Regions from separate parts of the Homo sapiens genome. Here region 2 is linked to region 1. A link is a contact called in ENCODE Hi-C or POLR2A ChIA-PET data. All regions are on one chromosome and are shown on one strand. Each heading gives the region's core, a stretch centred on a gene start or an enhancer-like site at or near the end of the contact. The rest is flanking DNA. Distances are from core to core; before and after follow the strand shown.

What was found. Hi-C counts contacts between places; a loop is a spot of excess contacts on that map. ChIA-PET counts read pairs that join two places held with the same protein, here RNA polymerase II (POLR2A). Pooled maps may share reads with other maps.
Region 2: a loop to region 1 is called in a pooled map, with 2.9 times the contacts of the local background. The contact joins the enhancer-like site here to the promoter of RAI1-AS1 in region 1. A Hi-C loop is called at or near these places in 13 of 168 maps with a recorded cell type or tissue (CD4-positive, alpha-beta T cell, CD4-positive, alpha-beta memory T cell, CD8-positive, alpha-beta T cell and 6 more), 5 of 37 single-sample maps with no recorded cell type and 15 of 50 pooled maps. POLR2A ChIA-PET finds 5 or more read pairs at or near these places in 6 of 52 experiments (AG04450, H1, K562 and 3 more).

Annotation. Positions count from the first base shown.
Region 1 is chr17:17,764,124-17,768,717 of GRCh38, forward strand. RAI1-AS1 (RAI1 antisense RNA 1) reads right to left here and starts at 2,179. Exons shown (of 2, transcript NR_130894.1): 1 at 1,695-2,179. All of the region lies in intron 2 of RAI1 (retinoic acid induced 1), which reads left to right. RefSeq lists an enhancer at 2,143-2,202.
Region 2 is chr17:17,807,336-17,811,929 of GRCh38, forward strand. It overlaps RAI1 (retinoic acid induced 1), which reads left to right. Exons shown (of 6, transcript NM_030665.4): 5 at 2,055-2,104; 6 at 2,635-4,118. The coding sequence ends at 2,646. It overlaps SREBF1 (sterol regulatory element binding transcription factor 1), which reads right to left. Exons shown (of 19, transcript NM_004176.5): 19 at 3,999-4,594. Among named protein-coding and RNA genes, the nearest start is that of MIR6777, 3.9 kb to the right of the region's middle. RefSeq lists a silencer at 1,707-1,756. Within about 2 kb of position 2,801, at least 15 of the 41 ENCODE cell types and tissues checked have a DNase peak (open chromatin) inside an H3K27ac peak, as active enhancers do; they include ovary, where a contact is called at or near this core.

The DNA of each region.
Region 1 (4,594 bases), core at 929-3,428:
GGTGCCGACACTGACCACAAAGACCAAGAAGGTTCAGCACTTTACCCTGAGCAAGGTGAGGAGCCTTGGGAGGGATTGAGTAGAGTAGGCTGCAGCCTCATTTAGTTTTACTTTTTAACTTTTTATTGACTTGCATACAGAGAAGAGCACGAATCATAGGTGGACAGCTGATGAATTTCTGCAAACCAAACACACTCGGGTATAACTGAAGTTCAGATCAAGAAAAAGAACATCACCAGCCCCCAGATGTCCCTTATCCCCCTCATCAGGCATTTCCTGCCCAAGAGTACTTTTGTCTGCCTTTGAGTTTCACAGACATGAAACCTTTTCTGTCCAACTTCTTTTCCTCTTTTTTTTTTTTTTTTTTGAGACAAAATCTTGCTCTGTCACCCAGGCTGGAGTGCAGTGGTGCGATCTCGCCTCACTACAACCTCCGTCTCCCGAGTTCAAGCAATTCTCGTGCCTCGGCCTCACAAGTAGCTGGGATTACAGGTGCCTGCCACCACGCCTAACTAATTTTTGTATTTTTAGGGTTTTGCCATGTTGGCCAGGCTGGTCCTGAACTCCTGGCCTCAAGATATCTGCTTACCTCGGCCTCCCAAGTAGCTGGGATTACAGGTGCCTGCCACCACGCCTAACTAATTTTTGTATTTTTAGGGTTTTGCCATGTTGGCCAGGCTGGTCCTGAACTCCTGGCCTCAAGCTATCTGCTTACCTCGGCCTCCCAAAGTGCTGGGATTATAGGCATGAGCCACCGCGCCTGGCCTCCTCTTCTTTTACTATTTATGAGACCTATCTGTGCTGTGTGTGGCAGTGGTTTTTCATTATTGTGTAGTATTCTATTGTGTGCATATGCCACAGCTTATTTCTCCCTCCTACTTTTGATGAACACTTGGATTGTTTATAATCGGAGGATCTTCGGTGGCTTGCGCCTGTATTCCCAGCACTTTGGGAGGCTGAGACGGGAGGAGAGTTTGAGACCAGCCCAGGCAACATAGCAAGACCTCATCTCTCAAACATTTTTTTGAAAACTAAAATAGTTGGAGGATCTTGTGAATATACCTGCCGTGAACATTCTCCAACACATTGTTTGGTTCCTGTATGTGGAGTTCCCATTCAATGTGTGCCTTGGAAGTGGAACTGCCATGGTCTCATTTGCATTTAAGAAGCCTCTACTGGACACACAGAAGAGACCGAGGTACAGTCCAGGCAGGAGGTGGAGGGGAAGGTATGTGGGCCCAGCCCTAGGGCTCCTCCACCTCAGAATCCAGAAACATCCCCAGCGTGGACTTGTCTTCCAGGCGACTTGGGGGTCTGTATTGTACACACAAGATGAAAATCGTGTAAAGCAAGGCCCAGACACATGAGGCTGAGTGTGCAGCCCCAAACGGCAAGACGTAGGCCTTACTGTGTGAGTCACACGGTGGTGTTATAGCACATTCTAGTACACAGGCAAGAATAGTTGTATAATATTTGAATGCACTGAACTCACTTCCACCAGGTACACGTGTGAGGAATCTCCCTGCAAGTCACCCGTTTCACAAGAGGGAAGACGGCCCATCTTTTAAGTCAGGGGAGGGGACCACTTGCCCTGGGGCCTCGGGCTGGGGTTCAGCCTGCCTCTGTTCCCCACTCTTGGACACACAGGATGAAGGGCCCCAGTGCTGATCGCTCACAGGGGTGGTAAGACTTACCCTGTTACCCTCTTGGGGTGTGGCATTTCTTAGAAGCCAAGCATGGGTAATCCTTTGCCTGGAATGAAGCCAGGAGAATGGTGGGGCTTCAGGCTCTGGTTCTAGAAGACAGGGCTTCTTGGGAGCTGCCCCTGGAGCCTCCCAGCCTGAGCGGTAGGTGCTGGAGCTGGTGCCTTTGAACTTGGATTCATCACAGGGAAGACCTGGGGTCCAGGCCTGGTTCCGAGGTGCCCAGGCCAGCCCCTGAGCAGCCAGGCGGCCTTCTTGTGAACTCACATTGTAGTGTCCCGTGCAGCTGTCCTGGTCCTGCAGGATGCATTCCCCACCCCCAAGCCCTTAAGGGCTGTTGGGTTTTGTTTTTAAGAAACATATGGCCTAGTTGTTACTTTGGCTGGCCTCCCCAAGCCTCATGTCTCTGAGACCCCCACTCCTAAGGAAGGGGGCCAGGCATTGATGGGGGTGTCTGGGAAGCCGAGGGAGGATGCCTGCCAGTTATGAGAAAGATGCATCTTTGTCGCAGACACATGTGGGGCGCTCTATGTAAATTGTTTCAGCGCCTAACAGGAAGAAGAAAAATGAGGCTTTGATGCGAGCCACCACCTCTCAGCCAGGCGTGGTGTCACTCAGGCGCGTCCGAGGCCTGCTTCTATTAAGGAGCTGTAAGCTCTTCTCAGGCCAGAGACCCAGGGTGCTCTCTGGGCAGGAGGTGGCTCTGCTCTGTCTGCCGAACTCTGGGCGTCAGCACTGGGGCGTGCTGGGGCCTCAACCCAGCCCCACCTCCAAGGCAGGCGGAGAGCACTGCTGATGGATTCCCCAGCACTGCACTGTGCGAGGCCCAGGGCGGGGACCCCAGCAGGCAGCGTGGTAGGGTTTGCTGGGGATGACAGGCAGGCGCACAGGCGGCGGCACTGTTAGGCCCCATGTGATGGCCACAGCCTGGCACAGGAATCGGTGCTCCAGGCAGCAGACAGCAAAGGTGTGGAGGCAGGAAAGGAGCCACTGTCTCTGAGGCCTGGGAGAGCACTGCGGGTGCTGGAGATAGATGGTGGCAGGGGCCAGCTCAGGGGAGGGCAGGAATCTGGTCTTGTGGCTTTGGAAGCCCATGGGTTGCGAGCAGGAGAGGGTGGGGTGGTGTGAGTCTGAGGGAGGTCTCAGATGGGAGGGGAGGGCGGAGTGGGGCAGGGACCAGTGAGGGCCAGAGTGGAGACTGGGCAGGAGGGCATAGCACACACATGGACATGCTTCCCAATGAGCCCTGGCCCAGTCAACTCCCAGCTCCAGGAACCCCCCACAGCCCTTTGCTGGGGTGCACACCGTCCAGAGCACTGACTTCCCCAACGAGCCAGGTGGAAATGTCCCAGGGAGGACCCCGGGGCCTGAGGAGCCTACTGAATCCTCAACAAAGAAGGGAAGAGAGGCCTAGGCCACAGCAGGCCCAGAATTATTGTGTTATGCTCTGGATCTTGGGGAATGTGTAATCCCCACACCGTATCTATGGCAACTCTCCATTAACCAGAATTTGGTTCTACAAATTCCTGTTCCCATTCATTCTAGAAAACTCAGAGCTGTTGGTCTTTTTAAAAAAACTCGCTGAAAAAAAAAAAAAGATACTAAAGAATGTAAAGAAGAAAATGAAGTCAGCTCCAGCCCCTCTGCTGAGAACACACTGATGTTAGTACTTTCGTGCATTTCCACCCAGTTTGTTTAAGAAAATTGGGATTGTGTTGAATGCCTGCTTTTGCATCCTGCCTTTTCCATTGTGCTTCAGATCATGAGCATTTGGCAGGTCAGAAAAAAAATGTCTTTGGAAGCTGGGCTGTGGGGACTGGGGTTTGGAAGGCTTGCTGTGTGCTGTGATCCTTCAGGGGTCATCGCCCTCCCTAAGCCTCAGCCTTTGCCTCTCTGCAGGGAGAGACTGAAGGACATTTCTCAGGCTCCCGCCAAGAGTCTCAGTGTTTTCCTTGCAATGGTGGCCTTGTTATTCCAGCCTTGCTACTCACAGGTGGGCCTGGTGATGTTTGTGGCAGGGTGGGCACAGGGCTGGCACTGCCACCAAGTACGTAGTTGAGCCGGTAAGCTCAGAAACGTGGGCTCACTCCAGCCTTGAGCACTTTCCCATCTCGTGATCCTGGGCAAATGACTTTGCCTCTCTGAACCCCTATCTCTTAAGCTCCAGAACCGGGTGGTTGTGATGGTTCATTGGCTTAATGTAAGTGGAACTCTTAGCATATAATAAGTGCTCAGTAAAGAGGAACTGTTGCTACCCTGAGGATTGCTGGTATCTGTGATGTCACAGGTGTAATATGAGGATTAAATCATGACCTTCTTGCAGCATTCAGCAGAATGCCTGGGACGTAGGGGACACTGTCAGGGGGTGGCACCTGGTCCCATGGTCTAGCCAGGACTATCTTTGTGGCCCTTAACTTGTGCAGCTGCCCAGGGCTGGCGCTCAGAAATGGCCTGTGCTTGGTGCATGCTGCTCTGCTGTTGCTATCTTGAGTTTTTATTACTTTGTGAGCAAGAGGCCCTACATTTTCATTTTGCACTGAGCCCCACAAATTCTGAGGCCACTCTTAACAAGAGGATTAATCCCTAGGGCAGACTGGCAGGGCACCCCACACATCCACGGTGCTCAATAGCTATTTGGAGGGTGAAGGCAGGACTGAATGGGCCTTGGTTCAGAGGAGAACAGTACCCCAGCGAGGCCAGGTGGCTTGCCCAGTTTACACGCCAGACATAGGGCCAGGCAGTGCTCTGACCATCACGTGAGGGGCTGTCAGGGCGACGGTGTGTCTGTCAAGGGCAGGAAGTGGGCTGTGTGGAGTGCCAGCCAGGATGGGCAGGGTAGCCTGCGCCCTGCTGACCTGCAGCCAGACACACTGGGGAGACACAAGACGACT
Region 2 (4,594 bases), core at 1,551-4,050, 44 kb after region 1:
GGCCTCTGTGTCAGGCACTGGGACTGCAGGGCACCAGGGCTGCCCACTGGCTGCCAGCCTCTGCCCTGCACTGCGCTGTCCTGGCCTACTCATCCTGCCCCCTTCCAATTCTTGTTAAGGAACCCACTTTGGAGACAAGCAGTGACTGAAGAGCAGGCAGAGGCTGCTACACCACAGTGTCCTGTCTCAACCTTTCCCCACTCAGGCCCTGGGGCCAACCTGTCAGTGAGTGCCCAGGTTCCCCAGGTGCAGGCACCAGGTCAGGAGCCAGATCACTGAGGACTGGCCTTGCCCAGTGACTCCCGCCCCGTGCCCCATGTGGGGTGGTGCTGGGGCAGTGCTGAGGGAGCCAGTTTGGAAGTGGCGACCTCCTACCCTCAACTTCCCTTGGTGGGAGTGCCCGCAGCTACCCAGGCGTGCCAGGGGCAGGCCTGGGATTTTAGCCTAGTGTCTTTGGAATATCTAGTTCAGCCCCAGAACCACATCTGGCTTGCCTGAGCCAAGGGAAGGGGAACAGCCGTGGCACATCTCTAGCTGCTGGCCCTGAATGGCAGTTTCCAGGTCCGTGGCACTCCAGCTTCTGGAGACAAGGGCAGATCGCCTCAGAGAGGCCTGCTACCACCCAGCCCTGCCCTCAGGGCTGCAGAGCTGTCCCTGCCCTGCCTTCTGGCCACCACCCTGTCATGATGCCATTGCACAGAGCCACCTCCAGTGTGAACAGGAAGATTGTGTTGGAGAGAGCACCAGCCTCCAGCTACTTTTGGGTCTGGGGTTTGTTCAGAACAGTGGCTGGTGAGGCTTTGGGGGAGGGGAGCCGAGAAGGGGACTAGAGACTGGGGGGTCCCTGGGGGAAAAGCCAGCTTCTCCCTAGGTGGCAGTAGGCAGGGGAGTGGAGACTCCCTGAGATAGCAACACCTCCTGGGCCTAGGTGGGCATAAGCACTGGCCATGCTTGGTTGTCCTCTCTGCCCCTGCCTCCTGCGCCCACTGCATGCCACACATGTGCAGGGTGGTTTATTTTTAAATTTTATTTTATTTTATATTTTATTTTATTATTTTATTTTATTTTATTTTATTTTATTATTTTATTTTATTTTATTTTATTTTATTTTATTTTATTTTATTTCATCTCAGACAGGGCCTGGCTGTGTTGCCCAGGCAGGGGTGCAGTGGTACAATCACAGCTCACTGCAACCTCCGCCTCCCAGGCTCAAGTGATCCTCCCGCCCCAGCCTCTCGAGTAGCTGGGACTACAGGCATGCGCCACCATGCTGGCTAATTTTTGTATTTTTGATAGAGATGAGGTTTTGCCATGTTGCCCAGGCTGGTCTTGAACTCCTGGGCTCAAGCGATTCATTCACCTCATCCTCCCAAAGTGCTGGGATTACAGACATGAGCCACTGCTGCTGCCAAGATGGTTTCTATACACTCCCATCCTCAATCTCCATGATAGGCATACAGTAGGTGGCATAATGCCCATTTTACAGATGTGGAGACTGAGGCTCAGAGAAGTAGCAGATGCTCAAATCCAGGCTTGCAACACCACTACCAGTCCGTCCACAGGGGTTCATGACATGCTCACTGGAAGTTAGTGAGCTCTTCCAGGGGCTGGGCATACATCCAGGGAAGAAGACAGAGCTGGTGCCCTCTGGGAGCTTGCCTGCCAGTGGGGAAGAAACAAGGAGCAAGACAAGATCACACAGGCCAGTCTCTTAGGAGGCAGTGACAAGTGTGGCTGGCAGAGTAAGGCGGGAGGGAGGGAGGGACTGAGGGACTGCCTCAAGTGAGGAGGGGCGGCACGTGGAACTCAGGGGGAAAAGCTCTCCGCGGAGGAGGTGAGGTGAGTCAAGACTGCCAGGCCAGGGGCCGCACCCGCGCCGTGGAGTGGAGTGGAGTGTGGAGGGTTTTGTGCAGAATCTGATTAACTCTTTGAAAAGAGCCCCTGCAGTCTGGAGCCTCGCGGGCAGTGCGGCTCCCCTCCTGGCTGCAGACAAAACCCCACAGCTGTGGGGCCCCCACCCTGTCCTAACCACCGAAACTTCTCTTTGGTCACAGGTTGCATATTCATCGAAGAGAACTTTTCTTTGAAATGTCCCAAACATAAGGTAGGGGACCACAGTGTTTTGTAGGGCGAGGGGTGTCAAGCGGGAGAGGAGCCCCACCTCGCACCTCCTTCACAGTCCCCTGGGCCCCCTTGGCTGCGCAGCCCCGCAGGGCCCAGCCCTAGGGGAGGGAGCTCTCCCCGCCCACCCCCAGGAGCCCCCGCCGCCGTCCAGCTCAGGTCCCTGTCCACTTGCGCGCCGCCGCCGCCGAAAACCCGCAGGCGTCGGGGCATGGGCAGCCAGGGGCTGGAGGGCGTCCCTGGGACGGCCTCCCTGCAGCTCCCCAAGATAGGTGACAGAGTGGGGCAGGCGGGGGCGCGGGACGGTGGCACGGAGCTGAAGGCGAAGGTGAAGGTGAAGCTGGACGGGGTGGGGCCAGAAGGGGTGGTGCCGACGGCCTCGGGCGGAGACCCCAGCCGCGCTCTGGGGTCGCCTGGGTCTGGGGCTTAGGCGGGGGGCCCACACTGGGGGCGGGGCCTATGGACTGTGAAGTCCGAGGTCGTCGGTAACTGGCGGGCGGGCGTCTTTTGCAGAGGCTGCCGTAGTAATCCACCCCAACGGCCGGAGGAGCCGCCGGAGCCCGCCTGCCCGCCCGCCGCCGAAGGAGAGGAGCCGCCTGCGCAGCCCCCGGGCCTTTGAGCTGCTCCCAGCGCTGGTCCAGAGCCGATCCTTGATCCGGGTCCCGGATCGTGGATCCGGCCGCCTAGGGCTCAGACTTGCGGCCCCGGGTTGGGAGGAAAACCCGTTCCGGAGCCGCCTGCTCCCGGAACCGGACGGCACAGGGCGTTCTTGCCCACCCCAGGGGCCAGGCTTGCGGAGGGGGAGCCCGCGGAGCGGCCAGACTCCCCGGGGCGCTCAGCCTCCGGCGAGGGTGGGAGACGGCTTTGTCCTGGGGACACTTTCCCTCTGGAATCTCAAGACGACGTGGCACACATTCCACGTGGGTGCTGCCGCCACCCCAGTCGGTCGTGGCGTGCAGCTGGGAGCCCTGGGCTTGGGGGTGGGGGTCGAAACAGTACTGGAAGAGGCGGAGGGCGGCTCCTAGCTCCGTGGACTAGGCGGGGGAGAAAGGAAGCCTTTCTGAGAGCGGGCTAGGCCGGCACTGGAGAGGCCGGAGCCTTTGGAACAAACCGTGCGGAACGCGTCCAGGGGCCTTCCCGCCCAGCCTTTGCCAGATCTCTCGTGCGGTTCGGGCAAAGCCGGGGTAGACCTGGGCTATGCTCAGTTAGGGGTTGCGGGATCCCCGAGTGTGGGCGGGACTGGGACACCCTTTGGCCTCTGTTTGTCCCCTTTCCAGTCCTCCACCCCACCCCTGGAGCCCAGCCTGGGAGCGCAAAACCCAAGAAGCGGCCAGAACGCACCTCCGGCTCCGGCGGACGCGCGACCGTTGTGCACCACCAGGGACCGCCGCGCCTACTCTGCACGGGAGCAGGGACAGCGCTAGATTTCGTGTACAAAACCTGTGTACCCCTCTATATATATGTTACATAGAATGTATATATGTTGGGAACATGCTCGCTTCTCCCGTGTGTCGCCGCCGTGCGTCGTGCGCCCGCAACAGAGCCCCAACCGGGCCTTTGCCGGGTAAGGGGCTACCGCGACGCCACTTGTCCACGCAGCCACCACCGGCCCGGGCCAGTCCCTGCCAGTCCGTCCGCCTGTCCGTCCGTGTCCTCAGCTCTGTCCACGCTTCGATAGGCCTGACGCAGCCCCCAGCCCAGGGCCGCCCTAGCAACTTCCTGTACATATGACTGTAAAATGGTAAACGTGTGTATTATATCTGGCCTCGTTATATAGTGTATATATATGTATACATATACATATATATAATATATATGAAGACTGTAAATGTTAAGACGACTAGTGTTCTTATTAGTATATTGCTTCACACTGAAGATTGTGTGTATCGAGCTGTTTCTAAAAGATGTTTATTTTCCTTAAGAGTAAAAAACAGTCATTGCATTCAGAAAAAAAAAAAAAAAAAAGTCAATAAAGATACAACGATTGTTTTGGAAAATCTGCAGCCCGTGGATTCCGACCAGATTCAGCTGGGAGCCGGGCCAGGCTTTAGGTTGGGGAATGGGAATGAAGGGAGGGGCTGGGGGGGGGGGCATGAATGGAGTCAGGGAGTCGGCCTTTCACAGAACAGGAAACCTCCCCCGCCCCTGTGCCCCCTCTCCAGTGTGGCGGCAGGTCGGGAGGGAGGAGGCTTCTTTGCTGTGAGATGACCAGGGGCCGGGATGGGGGAGGTGAGACGTGCCAGACTTCTTGCAGGGAGACCCAAGCTGTAGCTCCTGTCACACAACAGGTCCTGGAAGTCAGTCCATCCTCCCGTGCCACCCAGGGACCTGATGGGGACAGAGCTGGGAGGTGAGAAGGGACAACTGACCCCATGGAGGCCCTAAGGGTTGACACAGCCCAACCATGTGCCCTGGGAGCAGGGGGAACAGGTAGGCTGGAGGCCATACAGCCAGCCCTCCCCACTCCTCCCAC